Regions from separate parts of the Mus musculus genome. Here all the other regions are linked to region 1. The links are chromatin contacts, found by Hi-C or POLR2A ChIA-PET in ENCODE. All regions are on one chromosome and are shown on one strand. The core of a region is the stretch at or near the end of the contact, and the rest is flanking DNA. Distances in the headings are between cores, read along the strand shown.

Region 1 (4,225 bases), core at 817-3,316:
ATAGTATGATATTGTATGTGTGTGTAAGCAGAACTAGTAATGGCTAAAACTATAAGGATTTACACATAATTTCCAAACATTAGTGAAGAAAAATGGGAATTAGAAAATCTGGAAGAACAAATGAAGTGGGGTGGATTGTGTCTGGATATGAAGTATAGGTGACTAGGAACAGGATAAAGAGATTACATTTGTACTCCTTTGCTTTCTTCATTAGATGTTTGAACTATGTTAGTTTGTCAGTCTTAAATCACTGAGGGAGTGGTATAAGTCTTTTTTTTTTTTTTTTTTTTTTTTTTTTGGTTTTTCAAGACAGGGTTTCTCTGTATAGCCCTGTCTGTCCTGGAACTCACTTTGTAGACCACGATGGCCTCGAACTCAGAAATCCACCTGCCTCTGCCTCCCGAGTGCTGGGATTAAAGACCTGCGCCACCACGCCCGGGTGGTACAAGTCTTTAATCCCAGCACTCAGGAGACAGGAGCAGGTGGATCTCTGACTTTTTTGTCTGTTGTTTTTGTTTGGTTTTTCAAGACAGGATTTCTTTGTGTTGTCTTGGCTGCCCTGGAACTAGCTCTGTAGACTATGCTGGCCTTGAGCATACAGAGAGCTGCCTGCCTCTGCCTTCCCAAAATGCTGGGATTAAAGGTGAGCCATTACTGTCTGATGGGATCTCTTGAGTTTTAGGCCAGCCAGGAGTACATAGTGAGATTCTACACCTTCCCCCCCCCCCCCCCCCCCCCCGCCACACACACAGAGGGCGGGGGAGGGGGGGGAGAGAGAGAGAGACTGAAACACCATCCTCTAATTCCTCTGTTGGCACAGAGTGCTACCAGTCTCAGGTTTATGAGAGCATCTGTATGTATCCACTTTGACAAGACTGGAGTCCAGATGGGCAATCCCTGCTGAGGGCTCTACTTCCTGGGACATGGTATCCAGTTTTATGACAAGATACCAAGTGACAGGGCCATTGTTGAGAAGACCCTATTCACCTTATTTGGGGAGACAGGCACTGGCAAGAGGCAAGGGCTCAGAGCAGTGTTTGTAGAATTGGAACTCAGTCACGGATGAAGATCACACTAACGCCTACTGTCAGTTCTTCTGTTGTGAGGTGTCCACCAGAGAGGACTGTTCAGACATGGGTTTAAGCCAATGGAAAGCTCGATTAGCCGGCCATTGACGACACCGGATGTTCGGGATCCCAGTGTAGCAGTGAGCCTCTTGCAGGATGACCTTTATACACAAAAATTATGTTTTGGGTTGACACACTAAAGTTAGCAAGAACAGGTAGCCAGAAGCAGACGTCCAAGAGCTAAAAAGCAAGTACATTTACAGACTTCCCCGGAGCTATGGACTTTGATGGATTCAGCCTTTGTTTTACTTTGGCAGTGGTGCTGTCTGTGTGCTGAGTTTTACAGCCTTAACGGCACTTCATCATAGATTCAGGTGAGCTAAGGTCTCAGGGCCTTCTAAGATCTGGGGCTCTGCTACATTTCTATCTCGAGTAGCTCATCACAGGCGAGGAAGATGCTATGCTGCCAGTAACTATTCCCATAGCCATGACATCCTGAGCAAGGAGGTCACTGATGTCATTGTGGAGTGAATTTACAAGACGAGCGACCAGCTCACAAACCTTCAGGGCTTGCTTCTCAGTTTTCTGAAGGTTTGATTGGAAACACTGACTCTGGTTCATCTCCCAGCTAATGGAATGTCTTCTGATTCTGCAACTTGGACTTTTCCCTGAAGCACTCTTAATTGTGCCTTCATGGGTGCTTAAAGGGAATCCACTTAGAAAACGAGTTTCAAGGGCTAACTTAAGACCTTGCCTTTTTGAGTTTCTAAAGTTAAAACATTCAAAATCAATTCCTGAAAACCCACTTTTTCTTTCTCTTGCCCTTCCTTTCCAGCCTCAGAGCCCGTCCCACTCCAGCGGGCCAGATTCGTGGCCCCGCCCACTGGCTCTCATTGGTGCCTGCTGCTCTAGCACCGCCCCCAGCAAAGGAGCTCCTCCTCCAGCTGGCCCTAGACCCCGCCCTCTAAGCGTATTCGGACGTCAGCGCGTCGTAGCGGAAGCCCGGCAGCGAATGAACGCGGGCGGCCGCGGCCTTAGCCTGGTCGTCGGCGCGTGCGCGGGTCCCGAAACCCTGGCGGAGCGCAGCGCGAATGGAGGCCTGAGGGCGGCGGGGGCGGGGCGTGCCGCGAGCGGGGGCCTCGGCCGCGGCCGGCGCCGTCTAGAGGAGGCCCGGCCGTTCGCCACCACGCACTCGGGAGCCGGGAAGCGCAGGCGGGTCACGCCGTGGGCCGCGGCGGCGATGCAGCGACGACAGCGCGCTCCGCCCGCGTCTCAACCGGCCCAGGACGGCGGGCGAAGCGAGGACGTGGAGGTGCAGTTCTCCGCCGGGCGTTTGGGCTCGGCCGCGCCTGCGGGGCCCCCGGCGCGCGGCACCGCCGAGGACGAGGAGCGGCTGGAGCGCGAGCACTTCTGGAAGGTCATCAACGCGTTCCGCTACTACGGGTAAGGCGCGCCCGCCCGCCCGCACGCCGCAGTCTCGGGGCCCGCCTCGTGGCTGGTTCGCGGAGCCCGCGGTCACCTGCGCGCGGGCGGTCCCGTGGGGCTGCCTCCCACCTCACCCGGAGCCGCCGGAGCGAGTGTGCACTTTTTGTAGAGAACTGAACGGTGCTGCCGAGTGGCTCTGACCGGATGGTGGAGGGAGGAAGAGATCCCGGAGTTGCAAAATGTGCATCTTGGTAAGGAAAAAAGAGAGCGGGCACCGGAGCCGGCTTTATGTTCTTGTGGTCTGCGAGTAAGTACGGAATTCCTCTCGTGGGCTAGGCATGGTTGTGGGACTCTTCTGTAGGCTCTCCATTCGTATCGCAGCTTCCTAACTTCTACATATGGTCTGGATAGGTGTTCAGATAGCCCAATGAGAATGCCCAAGTACAGATCTGTTCGCGTCTTCGTGCACCCGGGGTTTTGGGCAAGGAGAGTTAGTACATTTATATCCGTAAGCGACACAGTCCACTGTGTTCTGAACCTGTGGTTAGAACCAGAGAGATGAGCGTGACCTCGTGTGCGGATCAAACCAACCTAGGTGGTACTCTGTTGCTATTTGTATTACAGTTGTTTATATATGTAACTCTTTGCCCAGGTCTGACTCCCATCGAGGGCAAGGACGAACCTTACTTTTATGGCACTGTGTTTGGCAATGCTGTTGAAGCTCTATTTTAAAAATAAAACATAGTGGCAAAAGAGGACACTCCCCCAACAGCCCTAATCAGTCTTGCGCGGTGGTTCTATTACTTTGTTACTGTTTTGAATTGAACAGTTATTTAGGATCTGATGGTTACAGAGTGTCAGGTATGGCAGGTGTGTGGAACCCAAGGCCTCAAGCTCTCAAGTTCTAGGCTCACAGGCAGTTCTTGAGTCAAAGACTTCGATGAAATAATTTCCTAATTGAACTCAGAAGTAGAGGGTATTTTCTGATAGTGCCACATTTTACTGTTGCAAAACATAGATTCTGGGAAACACCTTGGCATATAGTAGTAGGCTCGGTTAAACATATGTAATTATATTCAGTTTTAATATATTTGGAGCCTGAGATTCTATTATTAGTTATTGGATGGGCCATTGGTCTAGGGTAGAGGCCGTTTGACCTGGTCTTGAGTACTGCAGTATAGAAAAGGCTGCTTGCTGTGTGCATTTTCTAATTGTGACATGGTTCCCTGTGCTTTCGTCTCTCTCTACCCATTGAATATGAGATTGGGGGACTTTTCACCAAAATTTTTCTTTACTTATATAATGTCTCTGAGAAACACGCCAAATCTCTGGAAAAAGTAGTGTAGCCTATATGGCAAGCATTATGTTGCTTTCCAGCATTTTTGATAGTCTGGCTTTGAAGTGTCTCTACTGCAGACACTAGTCACGTTTAAACATAAATTAAACGAAAGTTAGAATTGAATTGCACAGCCTCACTAGCATGTTTAAAGTGCTCCACCTGTTGCTAGTGTGTCATATTGGAGTGTGTGGACAGAAGTCCTTTCATCACATGAAAGCCTGCCAGCCCTGTTCTGGACTCCTAGCACATTTTATAGGGCTTACTTTTACCACTAAATGTTACAGTGAACTGAAGACTGTAAAGATCATAGGGGGAGAAATGCCTTTTGGCTCCTGAGGGGGTACCAAAGCCATCCTTTAAAAGCAGGGTGCCATCCAAGTTTCTTTCTTTTGCC
Region 2 (4,225 bases), core at 484-2,983, 42 kb after region 1:
TGTACAACGCATTTTTGAACAATGCTCTTAGCATTTATAGATTTTGTTTTTCAAGACAGGGTCTCTCTGTGTAGCCGTGACTATCCTGGAACTAGATCTGTAGACCAGACTGGCCAAGAACTCACAGACTGCCTCTGCCTCCCGAGTGCTAGGACTAAAGGTTTTCCAAACCACTTTTAAGATAAAGCTTTTAAGGCGATGCACTCTCATGTCTTCGCAGGCGCATGTGTATGTATGGCAAAATGCCACGTCTAAAAATAAGCAGCGTATTGTATGTCAGCTAGATCTTAGTATATCTTAAAATATTAGCAAATCCAAAAAAGCATCTTAGAAATACAGATAAGTGAGTGGACTGAGGGGGAAATTACAAAGAAGTAGTAATTCATGGTCCGAAACAAGACTACTTGGGGACAGGAAAGAGAAACGGGACAGTGAAGAGGCACACAGATGCTCTTTCCCTTCTGAAGCCAGGCAGGGACACTTGCGTGTTACGGTCATTTTAGCTATGCATATGCTTTATACTACCTTGTGTACATAATGCTAAGTATCACAAGGAATGAGGGGCGGGGTGGGGGGAGGGCAGCAAGATTCTGGAGAACAGAAGGAACACACCTGCCCATGTTGTATTCTATTGTGTTGGAACATGGTCTCCGCACAACAAATCATCTGTGTCACTAGTGTGAAAATGGCAATGGCGAATTTATCATTTGTTCCAGGTGGAAGAATTACCAAGTGCAAACAGGAAATGGAGCGATCAAACAGAACTTTCTGTACACTACCGATAACGCTGTTTGTGCTTGTTGGTTATTTGCTGTCCTCCCACCAATGCAAACCGTGATGGGTTTGTTTGAGCCAGTATTTTAGTCTTTCGGTAAAAGCAAAAAGTAACTCAAGGATAGAGATCTTGCCTCCCATGCCCAAGGCCGTAGGTTCAATCCCCAGTGCTGGAAGGAAGTTTCTCTGTGTAGATGGCTTACAACTACATCTAGAGATATTTAAGCATGCACATGGCGCATATTCATAAATACACCCATACACAGTACCTATCAGCTAAAACAGCTCTACCATGCCCTAGAAAGAATGTTTCTCCGGAGCGTTGATGGGCTTGGTTTCTTTTTGTTTGTTTTGTTTTTTCCTTAGTTTTGTTTGGTTACTGCGTTTTCTCCTTATCCTTGCAGCACTGGGGATAGAATCTAAGGCCTTGGGCATGGTAGGCAAGCACCCTATCCTTTAGTTACTTTTTGCTTTTTACCAAAAAAAAAAAAAAAAAAAAAAGTACGGACTTATTTCTGCCACGGTTTACATTTTTCTGCCAAGACACCACCCACTGGAGAGGTCCTGGAACCTGCAGGCCGCTGCGGGCTAAGCAGACACTTCCGCCGCCCCAGGATCGCAGCACAGAGGAAAGGGCCCCAGCGCACTTGCCGCTGGGACCTCTGAGGCCGCGGAGTCTTTCGGCCGCTCCTGCCCGAGTCCTCGCTTGGGGACCGAGAGGCGCACACACAGGGGAATGCGAACAACCGTGCAAGTCAAAAGAAGGCCGCCAGGGGGTAGCGGCCTCCTTCCATCCACATCCCCATGCCCCGCCCCCTCAGAGGGCGCACTTCCGGCCGCAAGGGCGCTCGGGAACGCGAACCGCGAGCCTCCACCAACCAGCGGCTGTGCTGGATGGGCGCAGGTGCGCGCGCATCACGGCGCAGGTTCGAAACTCCGGCGCTGCGCGGTGGCTCCCCCACAACGTCTCGTCCGCCCTCGGGACAGCCGAGCTCTGCGCTGCCCTTCGCCCTCCGCCCGCCGCCCGCGCGACCCTCGTCCCTGGCCCATGGCCAAGCGGCGTGCGGCTGAGCCGCTCACGTTCCGCGTGCCTTGGAAGCGGCTCCTGCTCAGCGACTTCCCCGAGGAGCCGCCGCTCTGGGTCCCGCCGTCTGGGACGGCTCGGCCCCTCAAGCGCCAGGGGGACGCGGGGATCATGGCGGAGCCTGCGTCTGCGCCCCGCAAGCGACGCGGCGGCGGGGACGACAGACAGGAGCTGCAGGGCTGTAGCCGGGAGCCCGGAGAGCCACCTCCTGGCGAGCAGGAGGAACCCCGGGCCGCGGGCGGCGGCGACAGAGTAGAAAGCGCGGGCAGCCCGCAGGTAGCCGACGGGGTGCACAGCCAGGTAGGTCCGCTACTCACTAGCCCGGAGCTCGGTGCCAGGCCGCGGAAGTCGGGCCATCGAGTGGGCCAGACGGGCTGGACCCTAGAGGGTCAGCTCAGTGACCAACGGGAGAGAGGCGTTTAATTTGATGGGGAATGCTGTAGAACTTCTAGCATGCTTTCCAGTAGCATTCATCAGAGGACCTGTTAACTCCTAATGTTCAGTGCTGTGAGAATGGATTGTTGGACTCACTGTCCTCTCCGCTGCTTTGTTTTGGTAGCCGCTAGCCATGTGATCAGACAGAATACACTAGAAATATAACTTGACCAAACTTATGTGTTTTAAGTGTAAGAAGAGTAGGAGCGCCAAATATGTTTTAAGATAAAGGGTCGGGTTCTGAACTGTGTTACACACGAAGCAACTTGCCGCATATTGGGTGTACTGTTTGTTAATTTTATTTTTAGACACGTGACTAGAAAACTTAAAGTGAGTGTTTTGCTTTTTCAGACAGGGTTTATCTATGTGTAGCCCTGGCTGTCCTGGAACTCACTCTGTAGACCAGGCTGGCCTTGAACTCAGAAATCCGCCTGCCACTGCCTCCCAAGTGCTGGGATTAAAGGCGTGGGCCACCACTGCCCGGCCTTCGAGTGAGTTATAACCCATACTATATATGTATCGCACAGCATTGGCCCGACTTAGGGACTCAAGAGCCTTCTTTAAAGCAGTTCTTGCATAAGTTGGTGGAGCATGAGGTGAAGAAGCAAGGGTGATTCTTAGAGCTCGCCAAACTCAGCCACCTTGGCATGCGTCTGCTCAGTGTCCTTTTCTAGTTATTTTATAACAAAGTTGATAAGATAACGGAAATTTTCTCTTCGTGTAGCCCTGGCTGTCCTGGACCAGGCTGGCCTCGAACCCAGAGATCCACATTTCCTCTTGCCTTTCGAGTGCTGAGATTAAAGGCGTTCAGGGAGATTATCTTTCAATACTACACTCACTGTTTTTAGGTGAAAGTTACTGGTTTCTTAAGCAGAAGTATTGGATGTAACTGCAGGCACCCTAGCTTTATGTGCACAGGTGATGAGAGAGACTGACTGGCCAAGGGGAGCGAGCGTTCAGTAAGCAGACACCACACCATCCAGTCCTTGCTTAGACACAGTTGGCTAGACCTGTTGGTCTTCCCTTGTTAGTAGCAGCCAGCAGAAGACCGTGAGGCCCAGGAGTGTTCTGTCAGCTCTGCTCCTTGAGTTCCTTATCTTCTGAAGAACCTTGAGAAGATAGGAATTCTCCATCTTTTCTAGCTTCCAAAGACAAAGGTTTGTTTTAAGAGCTAATCATCCAGGAGAAAAGGATGTAACAAAAAGCAAACTGGTGTCAGTGTCTGCCTGATTTCTGCTTGCTCAGATGAGGGCATAAATCCTTGCCCTAACGCTATGGATAGTCTTGTGTAGGAAATGGTGCCACAGGTGTCTTCTTTCCAAGCACAGTACTTGCCTGCTTTGTGTTGTCAGACTTAAGGATGTCACCTTTATTGTTTCATACGAACACTCACATGTGTGTGTATGCACAACTTACATGTGTATATAGAGAGGGGATACCTTAATGTATACATATACTTTTAAGTAGACAGAGCCAAGAGTGCATATGTGTTATATATAAGCTGCATTTTTAATAACAGTATAACTTTATGCAGATCAGTTGCTTAGCTAATATTGCATGGTATGGTTAAATAGCAGCAGAAATGTTTTCCTAGAGAAATAGTTAATGACACATTATTAAGGATGTGTGATACCTAGCAATAGTGTGCATTTACTCTGCTCATGTTTAATTCTCACAGTGATCCTAATTTATGCTTGTAATGAGGTAGGGTCAGCGATTTTTGTCAGTTATTCAGGCTTGACCTGTTTCTCTCCAGTTTTTACCGTCTGTGTGTGTGTCTGTGTCTGTATGTACTGAGCCATCTCGCCACCCTATGTCTTTTGCCTTTATTGTATCTTTATCTCAATATTAAATTCCCAAAAGACTGATTCTTTCTGCCTTTCAAGGCTGACTGCAGGGCTGCTGCAGGTGGCAGGATGCTTTCCCTGGACT
Region 3 (4,225 bases), core at 798-3,297, 39 kb before region 1:
AAAAAACAGTTACTGACCTGGTAGGTTACTGAGAAGTGAATGAATTCAAACACGTATGTGTGACTAGACAAGCGCCTAGCACACAGTACATGTGGGACAGTATGAAAATAAAACTTTCTGTTTTCAAGTAAGCAAGCACAAAGCTTAAGTCCTACTGACACTAATATTTCTCATTATCCATTACTAGGTAAATAAACCGACTTTCATGGCAACTCTATGTTTGGGCCTCACTTATAAATCCAAAGTGAAGTCAAAGTTCTCTCTAAATAGTAAAAATGTTTAGCCATGTGTTTTCTGGTTTGCTGGAGAGGAAAAGGCAGAGATGTAAACAACAAAACTGGTTCCCAGAGCAAACCTCGACTTAGTAACAGGCTGGGTCCTAAACCACACCCAAGGGTGCATGAACACACAAGTTCACAATCACGTACACAGGGGCAGGCTCCTGCCAACACTCACAGACTCAACACTGACTTCACTTTTACTGTGTCTGGGGGAATGAAAAACTTCACGAACCGATTCTCGGCACATTCTTCAAAATCAAGAGCTTTGTTCAGCCATCAAAGAACTCAGCTTAGTTGGACCCTCGAGGTACTTACTGACTTACAGCAGAGTTTACAAAACTGCCACCTCATACATCCGCATCTAAATTGCAAATTGCAAACTTCTCAGATTTCACGTCGAGGGCAGCCTCAACCAGCACCCGCCCAGCCTCTGCTCAGGCCAAAGCCAGTCTGAGCCACTTCCTTCATATTCCGGCCCTACAGAATTTACGTCGACAGCGAATGCCTGTTTCACAAATATGTGTGCATTATTTTCAAAGTCAGGGGCTTGATGCTGCCACAAAAGAAGGAAACTGGATAATTATTGAAGTTGAAGTGACTGTCACTTTAGTAAAACAAACAAACAAGCAAAGCAAAACCAATAAAACAACCTCAAGGGCAAAAAAAAAAAAAAAAAAAAATCACTGAAGCAGCAGCATAAGCAGCTATAAAAGTTGATGTAAATGGCTTTCAGCCTTTGTAATACCAAAGCTGCAGGAGATTAGGAAAAGGGGTCTGGGAATTCATCAAACATTCATCTCCCATTTTTTTACGATCCCTGTCAATTCCCTATCCAAATGAAAATTCCCACGAGTTTATTTAGTCTCGTTTCTCCATATCACAGAAAACACTCTAAGAACAACGTTTTTAAAAGTGAACCAGGAAGGGCGGTCAAGAAAACTGCTTTGAGGAACTTCGTACTCTCTCCAGTTTAGTTCGCGAGAGTCACCCTAAGCAAAAACACTAGGATGCATGACAGAGCGACACTGCCTAAAGCTAGGAGCCGAGAGGGTTGCAGCCCGGCTGTCCCGCTGGCAGCGCCCGAGCAGCTCTCCAAAGCTCCCGGGAGACCTCGGGTCCCTGGCCCGCTCCAGCCCGGGCGCAAACCCCACCCAGCCGCAGCGCACTTCCCGTTCGCCTGCCGGTCAAGAACTCCAACTTGACAGCGACAGGGCGAAATATGAGGAAGTGGCCGCGACCGAGGTGCTGCCACCACACCGCTAGAACGTCCTGGCGAGCCGTGTGGACAGAGTCCGAGGACGCTCCTCGGGAACTCGAGCACCGGGTCCCGCAGCCTGGAGACCCGCACGCGCAGCGCACACCACTCTTACCTGGTTTGACCGGTTTGGGAGGTGGCTTGGACATGGCGCTACACGGAGCGACCAGGCTCAGCCGCGGGAGCCCCACACGCACACGAGAACTGGGCGCCAAGCCTGCGCTGGCCGCGGCCGCTCCGGATCCGCGCGCAACCCGATGCGGGACACTCGGACCAGCGAGCTCCGCAGACAGCCCGGCCTTCCCACCAGGAAGTGGCCGCGCCTCGCCGGCTGCTGATTGGCTGCGGCGGGGAGCCCGGCCGAACCTCAGAGGTCCAGCCTGCTCCGGCACGCCGGAGCCCCGCCTTTCTCTTGGGGGAGGAGCTTTACAGTAGCCACGCCCTCAGGCCCTGCGTAGGGGAGGCTATGAAAGCGCAGTGGACTTCGCTGCCTAGGTGAGCACCGGGCAGTGGTAGGCATGAAACGCTCTTGAAGCTTGCTCTGCGACCCTGCTGGGAAGGATTCGAACCCGCTTCGGTGAGTACCCACTGCCTGCTGCGTACACACGGCGAGGCCTGGGAATCTTCAAGAGTCTCCTTCGCTGTATGTACCAGGAACCTGATCGTGTCTAGGGAAACCGCGGTGGGACTTAGATGCTCCTAAAAAGCAACTAGACACTGCTAGCTGTAGGAGACCCCACATTTGCTAGCTGGAGAATCGGGTCTTGATCCCCCACGGGACAGGACAGCTTTTTCTACAGCATCTGGTTAACAAACTCCAACCCACTTGCTGCCTGGCTTTTATAAAGACTTCTAACAGTGCTTTTGGCGTTTTTTAAATAGCTGAGACAAAAGCATAGTATTTTGTGGCACACGAAAGTTAGGGGAAACTTAGATTTCCGTGACCATAAAATTTTATTAGAACACAGCATGCTCGTTTGCTTATGCATTGGCTTTCTTATTACAATTTCAGAGTTGAATAGTTACCCGCGAAGTCAAAACTATACTACTGGCTGGTACTTTATACAAGTTGCCCAACACGAGAGTTTATGTTCACACATAAGTAAACTCACAATGTCACAGTCAATATTATATGCCTATTGTATATTAGGGGTAATAAAAATGAAAATACTGGTTATGTAAGAAACTACAGGGTCAGCACAATGGTCCAGCTGCCCCTGCTGCCAAACCTGATGAGCAGAGTTCAGCCTCTAGCACCCACACTTTGGAAAGAGAACTCCCAGGAGACCTATGACCTGAGCATGTGTTCTGTGGTGAACCATGGCATGCACCTGCCCACACACATGCACCGCAACCTAGATACAAATGTAAGAAAGCAACTTTTTAAAAAAGAACCTCCACAAAATGGACCTTCAACATGTCTATTGAAGGTTAATTTACGGGGAAAAAAGTGACTGAAACTTCAAGGGGCAAAGGTTAGCAGGAGCTTGGTCATGGCTATGCCCCCAGGCCTTGCTTACCAGGAACTCTACCTGTGGGGGATTTCTGCTTACCAAAAGGGTTCAAAGTTGAAATTAGTCCTATTCATGGGAGCGTATCCAGATAACTGTAGCCTGAACCTCACGGAAGTCCTGAAACCTGGGCCTTGAAGTCATCTGAAGAGCATGTGTGTTTGCTCTTGTGTTTCTCAGATTTGATTGATGGTGGAGTTCTTGCCGCCTGCTGACTCTTCCCATCCTCCTGGGAATCATTCTGTGCTTTAGAAGTCTCTGTTCAGAGTGGAATAGATTGAATATAAACATAAGCCAACTATGAAGAAGATTTAACATTTCACTGGGATTAAATCAAAGATAGTTTTAAACAATTCTGCGTATGAGCCAGTCTTGGCGAGGCTTGCCTATGATCCCAGTACTTTTAGGAAGGTAGCTTTGCCACAGAGGCAGCCGTGGCTGTGTGGCAAGTTCCTGACCAGCCTGGACTCTGCATAGTGAGATTCTGTCTCAACAGATAAATAATATAACAAATAAGAATGATAAGTAAGTGTGAAAAAGATAAATGGCTCATTTAAGGTTTGCTCCTCTCCCATCTTGTTCTTCTCCCTCTCTGTGGAAAGGATACTAGCGGCCAAGAAGACACTGCATAAATATCCCACAGGATTCAAGCTGACAGGATACCCTGACTTCAAGACTCTGAAAGGTCCAAAAGGTGGTCTCTCCAGAGACATTAAGATGTACAGTTTGTCTTGGCTCTGAGTTGTGTGTGCTTCACAACATCTCTGCTGCAAGCCAGGTGTACAGACACACACCTGCAATCCCACCACTCTGTGGCAGAGAGTAGAGACCAGAGGTGCAGTATATGATTGTTCTTTAAGACTTTAAGGCTAGGCTGACCCGCATGAAAGGCCTCTAAAACAATGAAACAAAAACCCTCTAGCACATATATGAAGCATGACAACTTGCTCAACATTTGGTTTTGAAACCATGTTTAAGGAGGCTCTAATATATAATAAAATAGAATGATACAGATGTTTATAGTGCCATGTCTGAACCTGGAATGAATGTCTTGTGAATCCAACACAGTTTTTGGATGGACAACTCTGGGAATTAGTAGGCCGCTCACTGCTCCACTGGGCACTCAGCCTGGCACAAGCCGTGTTTCTGCATGGCCCAGTTCTCCACCCTTCTCACAT

What was found. A loop is a pair of places that touch in the nucleus more often than their neighbours do. ChIA-PET counts read pairs that join two places held with the same protein, here RNA polymerase II (POLR2A).
Region 2: a loop to region 1 is called in a map of heart, with 5 times the contacts of the local background. The contact joins the promoter of D030056L22Rik here to the promoter of Carnmt1 in region 1. A Hi-C loop is called at or near these places in 11 of 37 maps with a recorded cell type or tissue (T-helper 1 cell, gastrocnemius, heart and 3 more). POLR2A ChIA-PET finds 5 or more read pairs at or near these places in 5 of 5 experiments (Patski and embryonic stem cell).
Region 3: a loop to region 1 is called in a map of heart, with 6 times the contacts of the local background. The contact joins the promoter of Nmrk1 here to the promoter of Carnmt1 in region 1. A Hi-C loop is called at or near these places in 12 of 37 maps with a recorded cell type or tissue (T-helper 17 cell, T-helper 2 cell, gastrocnemius and 2 more). POLR2A ChIA-PET finds 5 or more read pairs at or near these places in 5 of 5 experiments (Patski and embryonic stem cell).

The regions. Positions count from the first base shown.
Region 1 is chr19:18,668,693-18,672,917 of GRCm38, forward strand. It overlaps Carnmt1 (carnosine N-methyltransferase 1), which reads left to right and starts at 2,067. Exons shown (of 8, transcript NM_026120.5): 1 at 2,067-2,510. The coding sequence starts at 2,308.
Region 2 is chr19:18,711,502-18,715,726 of GRCm38, forward strand. It overlaps D030056L22Rik (RIKEN cDNA D030056L22 gene), which reads left to right and starts at 1,734. Exons shown (of 2, transcript NM_001374130.1): 1 at 1,734-2,158. The coding sequence starts at 1,823.
Region 3 is chr19:18,629,969-18,634,193 of GRCm38, forward strand. Nmrk1 (nicotinamide riboside kinase 1) reads left to right here and starts at 2,048. Exons shown (of 9, transcript NM_145497.2): 1 at 2,048-2,113. Ostf1 (osteoclast stimulating factor 1) reads right to left here and starts at 1,845. Exons shown (of 10, transcript NM_017375.3): 1 at 1,652-1,845. The coding sequence starts at 1,685.